2 separate regions of the Homo sapiens genome follow, and region 2 is linked to region 1. Evidence: read pairs that join two places in POLR2A ChIA-PET (ENCODE). Cell type or tissue: MCF 10A. All regions are shown on one strand. Each heading gives the region's core, and the rest is flanking DNA. Links, peaks and the distances in the headings are about the cores only.

Region 1 (4,400 bases), core at 335-4,334:
AAAAAAAAAAAAAAAATGTAAAAATTTGCTTACCAGGGTGTTCATGGCAACAGTATTTTATTACATCTGTACCAAACAAACAAAATGCTCAACCATAAGGAACAACGAAATAAATCCTTGACTCTTCATTTTCTCTCATACCTCCACATCTAATCCAGGTGGCTCTATCTTCAAAACACGGGATATGCAGAATCTGGCCACTGCTTAGCACCTCCAGCACTGCCACCCAGTCCAAGCCACTGTTATCTTTCATCTGGATTTTTGCCTCCTTGCTGACTCTTGCCACCTCACACAATAGCCAGAGTAATCCTTTAAAACCCAAGTCAGATTATGTCAATCCTCTGCACAAAAATACTCCCCATCCCTCTTTAAAACAAAAGCCGCAAACCACAGGTCAGTGGTTATGAGGCAGTTTATGATTCTGTCCCAACCTCATGCCACCCCACTATGCTCTCATCTTCTACAGCCCTCTGCACTCCAGCTGTAAGTAAACCTACATATCAGGTACACTCATGCCTCAGGGCCTTTATAGTTACTGCTCCCTGTGCCTGAATATGTTTTTACCCCAGAGATCCTCATGACTTGCTCCTTCACTTTCTGCTTGAATTGTCACCTTGTCAGTGAGGTCATCCTTAAAACCCGATTTAAAATAGCAACTATAGATAGGCCTCCACCCCAGAATCTCTATCAGCCTTTGCACTCCATTTTTTTTCCATTACACTCAATGCCCTAACACACTATGTATTTTACTTGTCTGTTTACTATCTCTCCCAAATAGAATAATAAGGCCCCTAAAAGCAGGGATTTTTATCTTATTTCTTCACTGCTGTACCCCCAGAATAGTGTCCGGAAAAGCGCGTCCTCATTAAATATTTGAGTGATTTTTGGAATACTGGGTAATAATTAAAAATCATGTTATAAAAAATTTTAATGTGATGTTAGAAACTGGTGGAAATGGAAACAGCATGTTATCAAAGAATATGTAACCCATGGATCAAGAAGAAATCATATGGGAAATTAAAATACATTTTTCACTGAATGTTAACAAGAACACTTCAACATCAGTGGGATTCAGGTAAAGCAATTCTTGGAGGAAAATGTGTAGCTTTAAAACTTTGTATTAGAACATCAGAAAGGTTAAAATCAAAACAATATAAAAATGAATGTTCCAAATTTTGTGTCTAAAACAAATACATATATAAAAGACATTAACAGTTATTTCTGGTGGTAAAATTACAAGCAATTTGCGATTTTTATACCTGCTTTTCCGTATGTTAGTTTTTCTCTAGTGAACAGGTATTATTTTTATAATTAAAAAAAAACCCAGGTTTTTAAAAAACTTCCTTTCCCTCTGGTTGAATTCTAACTGCTGGCCTCTTCCTCTCCCTGTCTCTTAAAATACTTGCTCCTCTGGATTCCATCCTTGTCCTTCGTCAATCTATATTCATCCCTTAGTAATCTTATCCACTTTCTGGATTCATTTATAACTTGCAAATTGATTTCTCAGTTTTTTGTAATATCCTGAATTAGAGACTCATGTTTCCAACCACTTAAAGTATACTTCTATCCAGATGAAAATCCTGTAGCCACTCAAATTTAACAGGCCTGAAAGGAACTCATTATCATTTCCTAAAACTTGTTCTTTTCATCTTTAATACTGGTTAAAGACATCACTATGTACCCAGGTCAATTCTATCAGTTCTAGCTTAGAAATCTCAATCAAATCTAACTTTTCTTCTCCCTCACCAATGCCATGTTTTCAACATAGGCATCTTCTATCAGTTATATTTTAAAAGAATCCTAACTTATTCTCCTGCTATCACACTCTCCTCCTTAAGAACTGAATCCTGATCAGGGTTGCTGCATACAGCCTGAAGTCTGCACCACTAGAGAAGGTTGCCATCCATGTAAACTACGAGTGTTAATTGTGCCCAATGGCCTAATCATGATACTCCCCCTGCTTTCAAACTTCATTAGATAAAACAAACCTACAGCACTATAAAATCTTTCAACTGGCTCCACTTTCTATTTTTCTAGCTTCAGGTTCTCATCATTCCTCTATGCACCCTACAATCCAGACATATTTAACTTTTCAGTATGCCCTATCAAAACCCACACTTTTGTGGATTTTTCTTTAGTCTGTACTGCCCTCTCTCCGTACAACTTCTAAATCCTTCAAACTACAGTTCAAACGTACCCTCCTCTGTGAAGCATTTTTTGACCAGCCTAGACAAAGATACTTCACTAAGTGTTTTGTTAACAGTTCTATTACAGAATTTGTTGCATTGTATAATGATCACATATATCCATCTCTCAAATTCAATGGAGAGTTGAGCAGTGCATAAAGAAGCTCCATATTTGTACCCTCAGTATCTATAATGTCCAGCCCCTAAAAGGGGTTAAGTTCATGTTTATTAATGCTATACTTAACCATATGCATTAGTACAACTTTTTAAAAGTAAATTAAAATGAGTTTAAAAAAGAAGTTACATGTTCAGCTGTCAATCTATCTATAATCCATGTGGCAGAAAGAACTGATGTGACTATTCTTGATTCCTACACTTCCTGGTGTTTAAACCTTTGTATAATTCCCTCCCCTTGCACGTGAACTGGACCTATGACTTGCTTCTAATGAATGAAATACAGCAAAGGCAATGGGTTGTATGTGATTACATGTACACGATTATGTAAGAACATAGCACCAGTTCACCTTTCCTTTGCTTACTTTGAAGAAGCAAGCTGCTCTGAACCTAACAGACACAAGGAAATAAATTCAGCCAATAACCCAAGGAAGTCTGTGGGCAGACCTTTCCCCAGTTGAGTCACTAGATAACAACCCTGCCCTGACCTACACTTTGACTGCAGTCTTAAAGAGGACACAGCTAAGTTGTGCCCAGCCTCTTGACCCACAGAAATTGCAAGGCAATAAACGTGTTGCTTAGAACCACTAAATTTGCAGTCATTTGTGAATAAGCAGCTTAGAAAACGAATAAAATCAGAACCTAAGGTATTTCTGAACCCTTTGTTCACAAAAAGGCCTATGTTTTGTCCAATTTCTTAACAAATAAATGTCATGTACATGCAAAATTAAAACACAGACTAACATTTCAAATAACAGTTCTTAAGAATATTCACATAAAACTTAGGAAGTAATTTGCTACATAAAGCAGTTCCTACACTCTCTTTTAACACATTTGCCAATATACCCAATTATACATAATACTACATGTAATAAGTTTAATATTAGGGCAATTCTCCTTAAAACCCAAATAATAATAAATAGTTTAAAAGTTGATATCTCATTAATGATATTTGGTAATCAGAAGAACTTAGTTACTGGTCACCAGGCAAAGCGATCAAATTGGAGGAGAGCAAGAGACTTGTTGGAGATGTGCCTGAGGGAGTAAGACACTATCTTACAACAACAGGGCTCTTACTCCCTCAGGCACTGCACCAGCCAGCAAAGCATCAAAATACCAGGTTCTTAGGTCACGCTGCTCTCAGATCAGGTGATGCCCTGTGCAACTCACCAATCCTCCCCACCTTGCAGTCAAGAATAATTCCAAAAAATTCCCAAAGCAGAAACTTCCATGACACAGGCCACACTTACACACAGCAAAACATGTAACACGAAGGTATGAAATTACAAGTGAGGAACAATAACCACCAAAATTCTTATTACTTCAGGAGTGGCAGGGGTTGTGGTTAGAAGGCTCATTTTTCTTAGAAAGAGGCAAACATTCCTCTTCGGCCACTCCCCATAAAAGCCTTCAATGGCACAAAATAACATTCAGGAATAGGAAATAGATTAATTACAATATCCCAAATTCAAACATTTTGGCACTTGATATTGGTAAGAAGTGATAACTGAGACCGATTCCATAATGGTTAATTGATGAAGATAACCTAACACCATAAAACTTCACATCTGCCTTAAAAATTAAGAGAAATCTTCCTAGAAATACAGGTCTTATTCAACATATTCAGTTTTAAGAGATAACCCACACTCCTTCAATATAAGAAAACATGTTTCACAAGTAGCAAGGCACCTGAGTTACAATCAGACTACTGAAATACTCATGAGCAAGCCACACCCAAAAAAGCTCAAGAAAATCAGGAGGCCAAAAGCAACCCAGCACCACTGGTTGTCTTAGATTAAGTCATTTTACATTTTCACTTCTGGACTCAAGGATACATTATAGAAGTCCACACGATTTCTCTGGAAATAATCTCCATGTATTGGTATATTTCTATAGCCCAATTCATCTACCCCATCCTTGCTGCATCATTAAAGGCTATTTGACCACTCATATTATGCTCTTATGAACAACAGCTACTTGACAGTGGAAAAAAAAACGTAGACGTAAATTAAAGCCAAACAAACCCTAAAATACCATCAA
Region 2 (4,400 bases), core at 105-4,104, 180 kb before region 1:
ACTTAGTGAGGGAAGAGAGCAGTCCTGGCCCAAGGGGTGCAGTGTCTGGGGCAGATGCTTTAGGGGTTATGGCTCTATCATCTTCTCAACCTCTTAATGCCACTCAGGGTCACCACACATAAATCCCTGGGTACTCTCCCACTTAGCTCTGTGACAGGTTTGTGTCCTAGATGCTTGCTGACTCTGTATACATGTTCAATGGGGTTAATAAACGTCTTCAGCTAAGCATTTTGGCCAGCGATCAGCAGAGTGTTTATTTGCTGTGGGCCCGGTTTCAACTCCCACTTTGGTGGTGACTAATATATTTTGTTCTTGTGGAGTGCTTTTCACTTGATAAGCCCCAGACACTTTCTGTGTCAGTCCTAAATGCCATATCCAGATGTCCTCCAGCTTCCAGATCGGCCACTTCTGTGGCACTTTCCTCTGCATAAACACTTCAGCCCTCTCGCAGAGTGGAGTTCCAGGAAACCGGTTTCCACTTCAAGGCTCTGTTGTTTTCTGCTGGCTTTCTTCATTAAGATATTTTTATTCACTGGCCCCTCAGAGATGAATATCAAGTGCAGTGTTTTGGGAACTTTGTTTTTCAAAGCCTGGATAAAACCAAGAAAATGTCAAGCAGTAGGTGATTAAGTACCAAGTGGTCGCACAGGCAATGCTTTTGACATTGACAGCTGGGCTCTGGTTAACCTTTTAAAGACAGCAGCGAAGATAAATGCCTTAGAGCAACAGAAACTATTGGTGATGGAAAGTTGAATTTATTCACCAATAAACTTGGTAAGTGACATTCCCTAAGTGAGCCTGTGAATTATGGAAATCCACGTATCAGTGGACATGATGAAGCACCTGCTATACGCAGTGCACCCGGCCAGATTCATTCATTCGACGGTTCCTATCGAGCACCCTCTATGTGCTGGAGATACGGTGACTCACCAGATGGTCGCCCTCCCTTGTCATCAGTGCTGGCCTTGAAGATGACAGATGGAAATGCTGGCCTAGGCTGCCCTCTTGTAGGTCACGGCCGGTGCTTACTATGTGACCAGTGCTGTTCTAAATACCGTATGTACGTGTATTAACTCACTGCATGCTCACAGAGATCCCTACATGGAGTAGGTGCAGTTATTATCTGTACTTACAGAGAAGAAAACAGAAGCACAGAAGAGAGCATTATTTGTCCAAGTCACATAGCTGGTGATTGGAACCAGATAGCCTGGCTTTAGAGTCTGTGTCCTTCACTGCCACTACCAACCAATGTGAAAGGAAAATAATCAACTTAGGACACAAAGTTGCACGCCCTCTGAGAGAGGCGGGGATAGAATACCATGGGCCTTCCCAGCAGGGAGAGATGGGCTTAGGGGAGAAACAGAGTAAGGTGGGAACCCTACCCTTTTCCCATTCTGACAGGTGACATCCCCGCTGGGGGGATGGAGGAAATGTTTGGCTACTGAGGAGGCTACTCTGGCCAGAAGTAGACAAAAGAAGCAACTGTCTCGCAGCCAGGAGACTTGGATGCTAGTTTTGATTGATCCGGACAAGTCCAGGGCCCTGCCCAGGGCCTCTGTTTTCCCATCTCTAAAATAGGTGGCTTGGACAACATTCTGTTTGACCTCAGGAGCCCAGGATTTCAGCAGAGAAGGGAGGAGCTGGCTCTCTGTGCACTCTGAACAGGGTTTCCTGACCAGAAGAAGATGTTTGGCTCTGAGAGATGTGGGGGCAGGCATTGGACTTCCCAGAAGGCCTTGGCAGCTGTGAAAGGATGTATGCGTTCCACTGTGGTCCCACCCCGAATGCTGACGTTGGCTGTGTCTGCATTCCTTTCTTTGTAGGCAGGATGGCAGTGTCTGTGTGTCTGGAGCTCACACTATAAGGTACTTTGTATGAGAGACAGAGGGAGCTAGAGGGAGGGAAGAGGGAGTAGGGAGGGGAAGGAAGCCGGGAGAGAGAGAGGTGATTCCGGGAGGGACTGACTTCCATCTGCTTTCAAATTCTGAGGGATTAAGTGCTTTCAGATACTTAAAGTCAGTGAGTGTCAATGGAGTTAAAAAGCTTCCAATAATAATTGTAGCTTCATCCATCTGCTAAATTGTCTCCAGAGTCGGCTGCCTATAGTGTTCTGGCATGGCAGAGGCCCACATGACCGGGCTTGTTTTCCAGGTTAAGTTCCTTAAGAAATTGTAAACCAAGCAAGAAAAACAAACAGACAACAACAGAACACAGATTGTTGTGGATCATGCAGCAGGAAAAGTAGGACACCATTTGAGCTGACCAAGCATATGTGTTCTCCGTGCAGCTCTGTCGAAGCTGTGTAAGGTGTGCTTGGTGCTGGCTCCTGCCAGATGCTGTTGGCATGGCTTCATCCACCCAGCTTGCTGTTGGGTAACTTGCAGAGTGAAGAAGTCTGTTGTTCACGTCATCACCACAACCCTGAACATCCAAGCAGTTCATGTCAACAACTAGAGTATAATTATCTTCTTTACTTGTAAAACTGTGGAGCCTGTGGATTAAATTCACCAAAATGAATCATATTCAAGAGAAGTCATTTCCTAAAGGAGAATTCAGATGTGGTCCCCATTCATGGGTATATGTGTGCCAGTTATGTTGGGGGTTGGTGGAGCCCACTCTAATTGACATTTGCAATCTGGGTTATATCACCTCTGAGGTAGGCAGGTACCTACATGAGGTAGGCAGGGAATGATGGCTTTAACTTAGTTCATTCAATAAATGAATATCAGTTATCTATTCCTATTGTCCAGGATGGTGGTGGGCAGAATGTCTGAGAAGCCCATGTTGTGTATGGCAGGTTGTGACTTTACCAGAGATGGCATTTTCTGGTTAAACTTGGGTGATAGGATGTGTTTTTAACAGAAAGGGAAAAAGAATCTGAACTAGTTTCCTTGGTAATAATAACCATTTGGGTTGGGGAGCTGATACTGGTTAGGAAAATGTGAGGCCCCTTTGACATCATCCATTTGCTGCTGAGAAATCAAAATTAAAACATCACTCGGTGTCAGAATGTTCCAGAAGGCAGTTGAGCTGCTAATGTTTTGAAGTGTTCAGAGGTATGTGTTTTATGAAAAAAAGAGGAAATACAAGACAAAGGAAATGAAACGTTTGGCAACCATTGAGCATTTCTTCAATATGGTATTTCTTGTGGCTCTGGGATTTTAAAAATCCACTTGAAAGCCAGTATTGTTGACTTTTGCTCTGTACTATTTTTGTGGGGACTGATTATTTTTCACTTTATATTCCTTATTTCTAACTAGGCTTAATGGTAATACCCTAAGTTGATGGCCTTCTACTAAATTTAAAACAAAATATAGGCCGGGTGCGGTGGCTCACTCCTGTAATCCTAGCACTTTGGGAGGTCGAGGCAGGTGGATCACCTGAGGTCAGGAGTTCAAGACCAGCCTGGCCAACGTGGTGAAACCCCGTCTCTACTAAAAATACAAAAATTAGCCGGGTGTGGTGGCAGGTGCCTGTAATCCCAGCTACTCAGGAGGCTGAGGCAGGAGAATCACTTGAACCTATGAGGCGGAGGTTGCAGTGAGCCAAGATCACGCCATCGCACTCCAGCCTGGGTGACAAGAGTGAAACTCTGTCTCAAAACAAACAAACAAACAAAAATAACAACAACAACAAAAAAAACTGTTCCCACCCACAATCCCATCAGATTTATTGTGATACTTTCACAAAACAGGAAGAGCTTTTTATTGATTTACAGGTGCACAGAAAGTCTTAACATCTCATCTGAGTTTGTTTGGTCTTAATGAACCATCGTTTAGTTTAATGAAGACCAAGCATTTTCTCTCTAGGGCAGGTGGGCCCTTTGAGTTGAAAGTCATAGTTCCTCAAAACAAGGCAGTCGCTGAGAATGTTGTGCTGGCCTGCCTCAAGATGTCCTGAGATGCCCTAATGAGGAAAAGGCCCTAAAATATTTCAATCATGCAAGTGTATAGCCTTCTTATAAAAAAAAAAACATTACGAATAAAAGTCCTACCCTACTCCTGGTGTCCTCTCCCTTTCCAGAAGTAATTTTCATTCTCACACCGTGTGTCTTCTCACAGGTGGTTTTCTTTGCATTTACATTCACGGGCGTATGCCTATAGAGAACGTGGAGTGCTTTGTGTATTTGGAGGGCAGGGGATGTGGGCAAGCCATATAAATGTTATTATACTCTATATTTCTTTCTGCAACTTACATTTTTCAAGTGACAGGATGTCTTAAGGCTCTTTCTATGTCAGTACATGCAGCTCCACCGTGTTCTTTTTCATCACTGGTCGGCTTGGCTTTTAGGGATACCAACCCAGTAATTCTAACAGAAATGATGGATGTGGTTCTGTGGAGCCAAGTGAGGGGTGGAGTGAGGTGGCAGGACCCAACACAAGTTGGGAGAAGGTGAATGA

Evidence for each region. Peaks named below come from ENCODE experiments on the same cell type or tissue, not always from the same donor. Only the 100,000 strongest peaks of a DNase experiment are listed, where the experiment ranks them.
Region 2: POLR2A ChIA-PET joins it to region 1 with 5 read pairs; 13 of 35 experiments call an interaction of 5 or more read pairs at or near these places.

The regions. Positions count from the first base shown.
Region 1 is chr7:30,288,865-30,293,264 of GRCh38, reverse strand. The region is part of intron 1 of ZNRF2 (zinc and ring finger 2); the gene reads right to left. MIR550A1 (microRNA 550a-1) reads right to left here and starts at 3,471; the gene lies at 3,375-3,471. MIR550B1 (microRNA 550b-1) reads left to right here and starts at 3,375; the gene lies at 3,375-3,471. In MCF 10A, for the core only: no CTCF peak of the experiment used is centred there; a DNase peak (open chromatin) is centred at 2,784.
Region 2 is chr7:30,466,918-30,471,317 of GRCh38, reverse strand. The region is part of intron 1 of NOD1 (nucleotide binding oligomerization domain containing 1); the gene reads left to right. Among named protein-coding and RNA genes, the nearest start is that of NOD1, 9.7 kb to the left of the region's middle. In MCF 10A, for the core only: a CTCF peak has its summit at 1,911; a DNase peak (open chromatin) is centred at 1,797.